2 separate regions of the Homo sapiens genome follow, and region 2 is linked to region 1. The links are chromatin contacts, found by Hi-C or POLR2A ChIA-PET in ENCODE. All regions are on one chromosome and are shown on one strand. The core of a region is the stretch at or near the end of the contact, and the rest is flanking DNA. Distances in the headings are between cores, read along the strand shown. Region 1 overlaps LOC124907774 (a long non-coding RNA gene). Region 2 has its middle 29 kb from the start of MIR4433A.

What was found. Hi-C counts contacts between places; a loop is a spot of excess contacts on that map. ChIA-PET counts read pairs that join two places held with the same protein, here RNA polymerase II (POLR2A). Pooled maps may share reads with other maps.
Region 2: a loop to region 1 is called in a map of heart left ventricle, with 5 times the contacts of the local background. The contact joins two enhancer-like sites. A Hi-C loop is called at or near these places in 56 of 168 maps with a recorded cell type or tissue (GM12878, GM13976, GM18951 and 34 more), 7 of 37 single-sample maps with no recorded cell type and 20 of 50 pooled maps. POLR2A ChIA-PET finds 5 or more read pairs at or near these places in 23 of 52 experiments (A673, B cell, BJ and 19 more).

Annotation. Positions count from the first base shown.
Region 1 is chr2:64,061,421-64,067,748 of GRCh38, forward strand. The region is part of intron 1 of LOC124907774 (a long non-coding RNA gene); the gene reads right to left. Among named protein-coding and RNA genes, the nearest start is that of VPS54, 45 kb to the left of the region's middle. RefSeq lists a silencer at 1,556-1,645. Within about 2 kb of position 3,536, at least 14 of the 41 ENCODE cell types and tissues checked have a DNase peak (open chromatin) inside an H3K27ac peak, as active enhancers do; they include A673, ascending aorta, gastrocnemius medialis and 3 more, where a contact is called at or near this core.
Region 2 is chr2:64,309,059-64,315,386 of GRCh38, forward strand. No RefSeq gene overlaps it. Among named protein-coding and RNA genes, the nearest start is that of MIR4433A, 29 kb to the right of the region's middle. Within about 2 kb of position 3,378, at least 16 of the 41 ENCODE cell types and tissues checked have a DNase peak (open chromatin) inside an H3K27ac peak, as active enhancers do; they include A673, ascending aorta, gastrocnemius medialis and 3 more, where a contact is called at or near this core.

The sequences.
Region 1 (6,328 bases), core at 2,286-4,785:
CTCCAGGTTTAAGCAATTCTCTGCCTCAGCCTCCGGAGTAGCTGGGATTACAGGCACGTGCCACCACGCCTGGCTAATTTTTTTTGTATTTTTAGTAGAGACGGGGTTTCACCAACTTGGCCAGGCTGGTCTTGAACTCCTGACCTTGTGATCCACCCACCTCGGCTCCCAAAGTGCTGGGATTACAGGCGTGAGCCACCGCGCCCGGCCTTGTGTCCCTTGAGTAAAGGTCACTGCTCCTCTCAAGGTGGTCTCCTCCAAATGACACTCCCTTTCCAGGTTCTGATCATCACTCCTTAGGGCCTAAGGGTATAAGCCATTCTGAGGCTTCTAACCCCTGGTTTCTAGACTAGCCTTATGTTTCCATTACACCCCACCAGCTCTCCTGTAAATAGTCTCTTTAAAAATAAACTCTCTCCCACTGCACCCCAGCCTGGGTGACAGGGTAAGACTCTGTCTCGAAAAATAAATAGAAAATAATAATAAACTCTCCTCAAATTATCCTAATTCAAGTGTGTCATCTGTTGCCTGTTGGGACCCTCACTAGAAAAAAAAATCCATCAAAATTTATACTGCATAGCAACATTTGAACTTTAAAAAATCCATTTTCTTTTTTTTTTTTTTTAGATGGAGTTACACTCTGTCACCCGGGCTGGAGTGCAGTGGCACGATCTCGGCTCACTGCAACCTCAGCCTCCTGAGTAGCTAGGACTACAGGCACGTGCCACCACACCTGACTAATATATATATTTTTTGTATTTTTAGTAGAGACAGGGTTTCACCATGTTAGCCAGGCTGGTCTTGAACTCCTGACCTCATGATCCACCCACCTTGGCCTCCCAAAGTGCTGAGATTACAGGCATGAGCCACCGCACCCGGCCAAAAAATCTATTTTCTTAGATTAAGTAACTCACATCGCAAAACTTATAATTTGCTCCACAATATCATTATCCAAAGGCTCAACAACTACTGTACTCTACTGTACTGTACTGGGTCCATTCTAGGTTCGGCAAAGTCAGAGTTGGTACATCTAGCCTCCCCTGATGCATCTCTTTCTTACTGTTTCAGGGCTAATAGGGACGAACATGGATCTAAGTGGTTTCAGTGTCTTCATGAATTGGTCTAATATATTGCCAGGAATAGACGCATTTTAAAAAAGGACTCCAGGATAAAAATATAGAGCTCTAATGATAGAAATTGTGGACACTATGAACCAGGGATGGAGAAGGATGTTTGATCTTGTTTATTCTCATCAAGATGAGGCTTAATTTTTCTGCACCTTTATTCAAAACATGTAACTCAGAGCAGATTTTTTTTTTTAATTTATTTTTTTTTTTTTGAGATAGGGCCTCACTCTGTCACCCAGGCTGGAATGCAGTGATGTGATGATCACAGTTCACTGCAGCCTCAACTTCCTGGGCTCAAGCAATCCTCCCACCTCAGCCTCCCAGAGAGCTGGGACTACAAATGTGTGCCACCACACCTAGCTAATTTTTTGTAGAGATGGGGTTTTGCCATGTTGCTCAGGCTGGTCTTGAGCTCCTGGGCTTAAGCAATCTTCTTGTCTTGGCCTCCAAAAGTGCTGGGATTACAGGTGTGAGTCACCATGCCCAGCACCCAGGGCAGAATTTGAAAGTCCTTGCTTCAGTGTTTGTACAGCTGTTCAGGACTTTCCAGTGTATCAGTTATTCAAATTTTAAAGCACTTATCAAAGAGAGCTTAGTTTTCAGTCTCAAAAGTCCAAGAAAGACCTAAAGATTGTTGGTGGTTATTTTATAGCACACCCAAACAAATCTTTCACATTGTCTCTCTTTAGACCACTTGCCTCTGATCAGGCCTGCCTCCTCAGCCACACTTCAAATGAAAGAAATCAAGTAAACAACTTTTAGCAATCAGGGCACCCTAAAATAGCAGGTGATCTGCAGCAGGTTAAGCACACACCAACATACATGCAAATCAGTCAAATTTTGTACCTGGCAAATAAGGCTAACAATTTATATTTTGACTGACTTGATTATTTGAAAAAACTGCTTTTCTGTGACATAAATATAGATGTTAGTTCTGTCTCGCAGCTAAGTATCTCACGAGAAAGCCACATTAACCTTAATGATTTCCTGACATGGAAATTAATATTCCCTAGCAAAGAAATAAAATGGTATCCACTGGTGCTTGTGCAGCTAAAAAATACTGTCTTCCTCCTTCCCTCCCCTGGTTGACATTAGTTGGTTTCAGTCCACAAATATTTACTGAGTGTTAACAATGTGCCAGGCAACTGTTTAATGCTAGAAACACAGTGCTGAAAAAGACAAAACAAGTCCCTGTTTAAGGCAGTTGCATTCTAAGGGAAGGGGGATATGCAATAAACATGTAAACAAACAAATAAATAATACAATTTCAGGAACTAAGGACTATGAAGAAAATAAAGCGGAGTACTATGGTAGTTGGTACCTGGGGTGTGGTTTGGCTGCTTAGTGACATCTGAGTTGAGACCTGAAGGCTGTGAAGGAGGCAGCAGTGTGAGCATCCAGGGAAGAGCTCTGCTAGCAAAGAAACAGTAAGTGCAAAGGACCTGGGATAGAAACAAGCCTTGTGTACCGTGTACTTGAAGGCAACAAGATGGGCAGTGTGGTTACAGGCAAGTAGTTAGAGGGAAAGCTTGGAAGGAGATAAGGCTGAACAGGAGCCAGGATGAAAGAAGCAGAGCCGGATCAGAGTGATGACAAGCTGGAGGAGGAGTTAAAGAAAGGAAGCTGGGAAGTGGTGTGATCTCATTTGTATTTAATCTGGCTACTTTGTGGAGAATGGATTGTAGGAGGTCAAACACGGAAGTGGGGAGATCTGGGAGGAGCCTATGGCAGAAGTCCGGGTGACAGACACTGGCAGCTTGGCCTAGGGTTTCATCAACAGGCCACTACCGGCTCATACGGTGCCTTTGTGAAAATTAGAAAAAGGCTCCTCTTTCCATTAGATGCCCTGATTGCAGATGGATTAAATGTGAGGTGTGAAGAAAAGAGAGGAATCCAGAATGACTCAAGTTTGCACCTCAATAATTGGCTGGAGAGTTATGGAATCAGTAGTTCAATTCTGATCATGTTCACTTTCAGGACCGTGAAATTTTCCCATGCAGCGGTTGCACCCCCTGTTACAATGTGAAAACTCAGTAGCATTTGCCACACTGACGTTGGTTTCCTTTCAGCTGGCTCTGGGAACCTTATGCTGATGTAATGGAGATAACCTTTGTGAGACGTTAAATCAGTGTATTTGCCTGCCCAGTAAGTCTTTGTCTCCATGGCTTCCCCCTTGAGTCAATGGCATGCATTCAGTCACAGGGAGAAAAAAAAACCCAGCCAAGATTGGATAAGTCATCCCTTAGCTTAGAATTTCAAAATAGGATTAATTCATAGCAAAACAATAGTTTGAAATCAAGGGCTTTGAGTGTCAAAAACCAGACATTGTTGAAAGAAAAAAATGTATTTGTATATGCTAGTGAGGCAGAACTTGGAAAAGTGCCCCTGAACAGATCACAGATACAGCCAAGAAGAACACAGGATATGATGTCAGAGCCACTTTCTCATGACTGGAAGGGAAGATAAAAGCAGCAGGCAGAGGCCGGGTGCAGTGGTTCACGCCTGTAATCCCAGCACTTGGGGAGGCCAAGGTGGGCGGATCATGAGGTCAGGAGATCGAGACCATCCTGGCTAACATGGTGAAACCATCTGTACTAAAAATACAAAAAATTAGCTGGGCGTGGTGGCGGGCACCTGTAATCCCAGCTACTCGGGAAGCTGAGGCAGGTGAATTGCTTTAATCTGGGTGGCGGAGGTTGCAATGAGCTGAGATCGCGTCACTGCACTCCAGCCTGGGCAACAGAGCGAGACTCTGTCCCAAAAAAAAAAAAAAAAAAAAAAAAGCAGCAGGCAGGAATTTGGGACATTCAGAGAGTACCAGCACAGGGTTGCCCCAGATGAGTGGAGGGTGCACTAAAAGAAGAGGAGGCATGTATCCTGCTTTCTGTTTGGAACCGGGGTAACTACAGAGAAGTAGCTTGAGATAGTGATTTCTGTTCTTTGGGGTCATGCATGGTCTTTAGGAGATCCAGTGGTAGAATGATAAAGGCTAATGGGATGAATGGGCTGGAAGAGGCCTGGCCCTTGGGCCAAGAAGTTGTGAGGCTTATGGTCCTTGCCACTGAGAGCCATGGCAGGGGCCGTGGCTGTCAGTAGTGGAAATGGTTCTAGGCCCAAAAGCCGGAGATAATTTCCTCATCAAGGGAGGCCGGGAGAGCCTGGATGATGGCAGACAGACTTGCTCTGCCAGTTTTTCAAGACCCGAATGACATCTTAAGAAAGAGAAGTGGGAGAGGAGAACCATTGGATCAGGGAGAAACCTTGAAAGATTGAGTGAGTTTCCAAGGAAAACTGTTGTAAACGTAAAGAGACTGTGTTACCTTTAATTGGCAAGATCAAGTGTTTCCACCTACGTTAGGAATGGGGGCTTTCCAGCAAGAAATCATTATCGACAATGAAGTTGCTTTTTTTTGTAAATCTAGTTTTTAGTGAGTACATTTAAACCCTGCTACATTAGGAAGGTCTGTATTGCTACCAAATAAAGAGAACTCAGCTTGACATACCCCTGCCTCTAATGGAGAGAGGGGGAGGAAGGAGACGGAGGGGAAAGATTGAGTCTGTCAACAGTAGTTACCTCCAGGGAAGATAACTGAGGGACAGAGAAGGAAGAAAAACCTATTTCTCATGGAACGTTTTCTGTACCTTTTGCATTTTTTCCATATGCATGCATGAACTATTCAAAAATAAATTAAAAGGGGAAAAATAAGTTTCTGAAATGAGAAGCATGCAGATGCACAGAATGTGATATTCAGTGCTTGGCAATTAACCTTAAATAGTTTTCATCTCACCAGAATCTTTGAGCCACTTCTCCTCAGTGTACCTTGTGGTTATTCCCTTCATTTGTGTAGGTGTTGGGTAAGCTGTCTGTCTTGCCTTTCCAGCGAGCCCATGACCCATTTGTGCATGGTACTCCAAACACTGTACCACCGACCCTACAGGTGGCCCATCGCTTTTACAGGGGAAAACAATCCCACTGACCCATTTGGTCTTGCCCTTCATCCTGGATTGAGGTGTGGGAAGGATTAATAAGGGTTTTTTGTTCTCACCCTGGTTATTTCCACCCCATTGGCATCACATAACAATGGGGAAGCAGTGGAAAGAACTTAGGTGCTGGAATCAAATTTGCTAGGGCTTACCTCTGCCAGCTACTAGCTTTAGGTACTTGGGTGGGTCTCAAGTTTCTTCTTCTATACATTGGAGTAATACAAACCTCACTGGGTTATCACAACACAATACTAGAACTGTTCTGATTACCCCAACCCCCAGTCTAAGAGACCAGACTAATTTTTGTAAAATCTCGCATCCAGCCAAACTTAGCATACCTATTGTCCCTGTATTCCTCAGTTTCTACCCAAGACATAAGCCTCTTCATTCATCTGTTGTATCCCTTACTCTCATTTATATCCTTCCCCGTATTTCACTCCCTTGACTCAACCTCCCTCTGCTTCCCTCTTTTAAGTAGTATGTTTTCATTTGCAGGCTACAGGAAACTCAAGTCTAACTGGTTTAAACATTAAGGGCATTTACCGACTCAAGTAACTGAAAATTCAGCAGTGGCAAAGGCCTTGGGTTACCTGCCAGACAGACATACCAAGGGCCTTGTTTCTTCTCTTTCTCTACTCTCGCACCCTCAACGTGAGCTTCATTCTGGGATTGGCTCCCCTCGTGGTTATACAGGCTGGAGGTCAGCAGCAACTGAGCCTGCATGCTTCTGCATTAAGTCCAGAGGAACTGAGGAGTGAGTCTTTAACCATCAAACAAAAATCCTGGCCTTTCATTAATTAGAACAACCTGAACCAATCATGGTGACTAGGGGAATGCCATGTGCTAATTTGCTTAGCTCTGAACTAAGTTATCCATTTTTGAGCCAATTACAGTGACAAGGGAGTTGAGATTATGATGACTGATTTAGATCAGAGGTTCTCAACTGGGAGCAGCACTGCCTCCTTCAGAGTATTTGGAAATGTTGCTCTGACTGGGAGTACCACTGGCTTTTACTGGAAGAGGGATGGGGGAGGGGAGACACAGGACAGTCGTGTGGAATTTTGGTCTGCCAAAAATGCCAATAGTGCCTCTATGAAGAAACACTGACTTAAAACATCAGGGCACACTTCTGAAACAGGAGTTTGTTTTCCCTTAGGTACATAAGCCATACTGGGGCAGGATGGACACCTAAACAAAAATGACTAGACTACTCAGGC
Region 2 (6,328 bases), core at 2,128-4,627, 250 kb after region 1:
TACCTTTAACAGAAGGTAACAAATGATAGTCAAAGATACTGCTCAATATCTTACTTTTTTTTTTTTTGGAGACAGAGTCTCACTCTGTCACCCAGGCTGGAGTGCAGTGGCATGATCTTGGCTCACTGCAACCTCCACCTCCTGGGTTCAAGCAGTTATCCTGCCTCAGCCTCCCGAGTAGCTGGGACTACAGGCACATGCCACCATGCCTGGCTAATTTTTTGTATTTTAGTAGAGACGGGGTTTCACTGTGTTGCCCAGGCTGGTCTTGAACTCCTGAGCTCAGGCAATCCACCCACCTCGGCCTCCCAAAGTGCTGGGATTACAGGCATGAGCTACCCCGCCTGGCCTCTTTATATTACCTTTTATATAATAAGTAGTATATTATAGGTACTATATACAAGATAATATACTGGGCAGTGTCTTAGACTATCATTTTCCAAAATATATGAATGCTTCTTCAAACTGTTCCTTTAGACACCTGGATGATACTAACAGAAGGGGTAAGTATTCCAAGACACATCATAGTTGTGTCATTAGGGAAATAGATTGGGATTAGGTGAAATAAACTTCTGGGTACCAGGCACCCAGAAGATACATGCATAAAATGATCCCAAACATCATGGCTGTCTTGCTCTTGCTGGAAAGCCTAAGTAAATTTGAGTGGAGCCTGAGGAAGACTACCTACACCTGTACTGATTTTCACAGGGAAGCACACACAGACATCCTCCTTCTGTTTTCCTCCAGAGATTTAACACTATGGATTCATAAAAGCCCCAACTTGGAAGCGGGGACAATCTGTATTCTAACAATCAGAGCCCCTGGGAACATGTGATGTTAAAGTCCCAAAGGGGAACGGGCACGGTGGCTCACGCCTGTAATCCCAGCAATTTGGGAGGCCCAGGTGGGTGGATCACGAGGTCAAGAGATCGAGACCATCCTGGTCAACATGGTGAAACCCCGTCTCTACTAATAATACAAAAATTAGCTGGGCATGGTGGCGTGCACCTGTAGTCCCAGCTACTTAGGAGGCTGAGGCAGAAGAATCGCTTGAACCCGGGAGGCAGAGGTTGCAGCGAGCCGAGATCATACCACTGCACTCCAGCCTGGCAACACAGCGAGACTCTGTTTCAAAAAAAAAAAAAAAAAAAAAAAGTCCCAAAGGGAGGCCAGGGAGGACTTCGGCTCATGCTTCCCTTTCCTACCATGTTTGGGTTACATCTAAAGAACCAAGACAACACAAACCATGTTCCAAAATGAGACCCACAGAGTCAGGAAAAAAACATTATTCTTAACCCCCTCTCCAAGATCCATATTAAAAATAGAGTTGAAAATGGGAGTGAAGGGACAAGGTTTCCAGGGAGGATTTTTGGAGAAGGCTCCAGTGCCTGTGCACACAGTGGGGAGAAATGGAGGATGCAGCTCATTCCTCTCACGATAGAGGGGCTTAAGGAGAACTTAATGTGTATCACCTTCAGTCTGGGGGCAGACTGGATTGGACCAGCCTTGAAAACCTCGAAGGTCTTCAGATGGAGGGGCGCAGACAGAGGGCTTTACTGGGCTAGGGGAAATGGGGAAAGGATGAAGGCAGGGACTTGGAAGCTGGCTCATTGAGTGCCCTGGGGGTAAAGGAACCTCAGCCAAGAGAAGCAGAGATGTTGCTGGATTTCCAGGAACCAAGGAAGCAGAGGCAGCTGCTGGGATTGCGATGCATCGACCTTTCACCTGCGACCCACAGGTGAGAGAACTCAGTGATGATGAAGGGGAGGGAGTTGCTGAGGAAGGTTGAACTTTAATAGCAGTTAAGTGCTGAGAAGGCCCACCCTGGAGCTTTCTTGCACCTTTCTCTAGTTCTCCTTCCTCTTCCTCCAACCCTGGGGCACTATAGTCAGCAGCTGAAGGGAGGAGAGGGCAAGGAGAGTCAGTCACAACCGCCCCACGCCCATAGTAGGCCTGAGTTGGGAGAAAGATGAGGACTCTAAATCCAGTTTTGAGTTTTTGTTATTCCACAGGAGTGGACATTTGATTTCTGAAAGGAGATTACATCTCATGGCTTCAGTGACTGTAGGACTCTTTTAGCTTAGAGGGACCAGAAAAGTCAGAGTCTGCCAGAATTTCCTCCCACAGCGCGCATTCAAGGGGATCCTGGAAGACCACACAAAGCTTCTGTGTTCTGCCAGCACGGGATAGCGGGACATGAGCAAGTCCAAGCCTGCCCCTGCCCTGGAGATGGGGCAATGAGGGCAGAGAGTCCACTGAGGGCAGGCTTGGGTGTGGAGCACCTTCAGAGAGGGGCCCTTCCCTAGAGACAGGGCAGGAAACCAGGCTCACTCTTTGGCACCCAGGAGTCCGGGGAGTGAGGGTGACGACAGCCACAGCGGAGAGGCTCCCGGCAGGATGGGGCCTGAGGAAGCCAGTGCATCTGCAAAGGCCTGCAGGTCAGGCCCAGCTCTCAGGGGCCCCGCCAGGGGAACCTCCTCCAGCAGATAACTTGAATGAAGGGCAGGCCAGACACCGAGGGAAGTTAGCCCAGTGAGGCGGCCCTTGTGCCCCAGGCTCAGGGAAGGAAGGTGAGTTCAGAATCAGAATCAAAAGACGGTGTAATTAGAAGCTGCAAGTGGATACACATGAGGGCGTAATACCTGCCGTCACGCAGCTGAGAGCGCTCGGGGCACTCTGGAAGAAAGCGCAAATTCAAAGTAATATTATCATCTTAATTATAATTAGAACCTGCAAGTGGAGTCTTGAAAGGCATTTATAGCATATCCTTACTTGTTTAGGTCAGCTTCCCAGAAAGAGGGGGAAAAATAGACTTGGACTTTTTTAATTTAGGCAAGAAATAGATCGGCCCATGCGTCAGGGCTGCTGTCTAGAGCCCCCTATGTGAGGGACGTCTTTTGGGGCTCAGTTTATTAAAGCTCTGCCTAGAGCCTAAAAGCTCAATATGGCAGAAAATAGGCTTTTTTTTTTGTAAGCTTTAGAGGGCTGCAAGCCAATTGGAAGCTTCCACCCGCTGTGAAGTAGTGAGACTGGTAAAATAGCTAGTAAATTACCCCTGACTCAGGGCCCATTGAGTGATAGGTCTGCAAAGCAGAGCACGAGGGGAGGACGGCCAACAAATATCCGGGGGAACCCCAGTTGTTCCTGGTTATCCCTTGGCTGATTGTCTGGACTGAGGATAATTCAGACTTGCTAAGCTTTTTCCTCTCACTTTCTACCCCTCTTAGAGGACAGGAGGCATCAGACAGGGGCCCGAGGGAGAAATGCTACCCCTTATTTAGCTGTTGTGGGAAGCTCTGGTGAAAACCCCATGAAAGCAAGTTGGGGCTGATGGTCACAATGAGGTCTCTGCTTCTATGGAATTCAGCCGCCCACGCTGCTCCCGTGCCCGGTCCCTGTGAACAATCCAGAAACAGCTGTGATTGGCAGAGCCACTGAAACCAGAGCTTCGTAGACGGGAGGAAAACAATCACGCCACTGTGTGGTGCAACTGGGTTTGCAGGCTCCCTGACAGATGAAGACAAATGTTGCATAACAGCTTATGAAAAATTGGCTTAAAAAAACTCTGCATACCTGGGTCATAGTCAATGAGAACTAATGTAGGTGCTTCTATCCCATCTCCTATTCCCAAAATTTAGGCACCCAATCTCCCTTGGTTTCCAAGGGCCCCTTTCATGCCCAGCTCTGCCCTGTCTCATGCTCGAAACCCATTTCTTGATCCCCTTTCCCTTCTCCACTCAGCTCCTACGTTCCAAACTTACCTACCCTTAGACCAATTCCTTAAGGACTCTGATAGTTTGACAATCAGCAGTTTGGGACTAACGTATCTCCTCTTCCAGATAACATTCGATCCTACCTGGAGCTTCACGGAGTTGTGCCCTCATCTAAAAGGAGGCTGTGGGGGAATGTTTGAGGCGCCGTCTGGCCCCGGGGGGAGACAGTTCAGTGTAGGGCGTCTCTCAACAGCACCAGATGCATACAAGTCTGAAGTCTTGGAGCATCAGGACTTTTTTTTTTTTTTTTCAATTTTGCTCTGAGCTTTTTGGCGACTATCCTTGCTCAAATAAGTTTTTCTCTAAGTTTCTAATTCATAGGTTTGTCATGATTCACATTTAAAACAAATTTTAATCATTCCCACCTCCCCTCCCCCCCCGCCCTTAAGTGTTGTAGCAGCTTTTCCCCTGGGTGGAAAGAAACCTGGAGTCTGTTCCAAAAACTTTGGAAAAGGAAGCCCGGATCTCTCCAGTGCTCACTATATACTTTCCATGCACGGGAGTGGTTTACTGTAGCAAAGAGTATTTTGTTATGCCTTCTGGGTAATTTTGTGCAAAAATTTACAATGTCAAGGGAACATGGTTATTAGGAGCAAACCGTACAACTCCTTATCTGTTTCTCCACAGGCGCTAGCCATGGGGTTCAGAGCCAAGTGCCAGCTCTTCCTGCTAAAAATGTTCTCAATTTGGTCTCCGCCAGCAGTGAGGACAGCAGTGTGAATGTGTGAATTCTTGCTCCAAACTGGCTAGAACCAAGTTTTGTAAATGTCATTTCTTGGGATGCTGTTTTATCTGAGAAATCACATTTCACCAGCAGCACTGAAACTAGCTGATGATGCCATAATAAGTTCTGACTCCTGCAGGGAGAAGCTCTTTGAGGCCCTTTTTCAATACAGCTGACATGTTTTTCATTTAAGAGCCTTTTTAGGACAAGTTTAAACTCTCACATCACTCTATAAATCTTATGAAATGAAAATCAAATTCAGTACAGTTACAAGCTGTTCAATTCTATCTCCTTTATAACATTTATAACTAATATAACAGAAAATTTAAAAACCCTCTTTTGTGCTTTCTACCAAGGCGGCAATATGGACTCAATATACACAAAATGTAGAACTGAAAATGAATTACATGTTTAAAATACAGATTTTTACACAACAAAACAACAGTCCTGGACCTCCTCCTCCTTAAAAATTAATGTCATAATCTCCAAAGCATTTTTGGTCATGCAAAGTCACTATCAGATAAACCTCAAATTCATAATTTCAAGATAAGAGACACTGCCTCAAAATGGAAGAAAATGTCTTCTTCTAGAATCATTAGGTATATTATTTTACTTGGTAGGTTACTTGAAGCCGGCAGTTAAACTGGTCCCTAGATATTTATTAACCTAAGAAAAGACACGGGAAAATGTACTTCATACAGTCTTCAAGCAGATACTCCACTGTTTTAAAATGAATTTCATTAAGGCTTATACTCAATACACCTACTATACATGTGTATTTAAAATATAGTTTTTCCACTAATTGCAAGATTTAGTGAAAATGTGGCTTTGGCAGGCAATGAATAATAAGTATGCTACATATTCAGTAAAGTTAAAGTTGGGCTTGAAAATAACCATTTATTTATTGTTCAGATTACAATAAAATCTTGTTTGCCTGGAACTCAGGCTACTAGGAATATCAAATAAGAGAAATGTTTTGGAAATGTTCTGCTTTTACAGTTGTTAGGATGTGACTAGTAACTAAGTTGATAAAGAGGTGTATGTAACTAATAAAAGCAAAAACTTCTAGGTTGCACATTAATAGCTGTGTAGCTTCACCCCAGGCTCTTCGCCATTTGAGGATATAGTCCTCTGTGCAGTTTCATGCTCATGGGAAGACCCTGGATGGTTCTGAAGGGTTGTGTGCACCCAGTGCCTAAGTACAACGCCCCCAGAGCAAAGAGGTAGAATATGGTAGTAGCTAAGTATGTGGACTCCAATGCCAGTCAGTCTGAGTTCAAAACCCAACCATACCACGTACTCACTGTGTGACTTTAGGCCACATTGTCAACCTCTTTAGCCTCAGTTTCCTTATTATGTAAATAAAGTTATATCATTGGATTGTGAAGACTATACTAGTGTAGAGTGTCTAGCAGCACGCAGGCACATAGAAGGCACTCAATAAATGTGAAGATTTTTATTCCCAAATGATCCTTTTCCAATGGGTCCCAAGCTTCAGTCTATATCTTAGTTTGACTAGAGATGTGATAGAACCATATTCAGGAGAATTACCAAGGAAACACCTGTCACCTTTCTATTACCCCAGGTGTAGCTCCTAAAATTCCATCACTTGAACAAGTGTAAACAGAGAATATATTTGGACATTAAACATAGTGTTACTATTAGCAGAAACAACATCTAACACCTTTCTGCAAGTGTTCCATGTTCTGTCTCAGGAGCCAGTTGGGATATGGGATTCTGGCCCATCTAAAACCCAGAATTCCCAAACGCCTGTTCTGAATGTCTCCAACCACCAGGATCACCAATCCACTTTGGCCCTCTACCAACTACA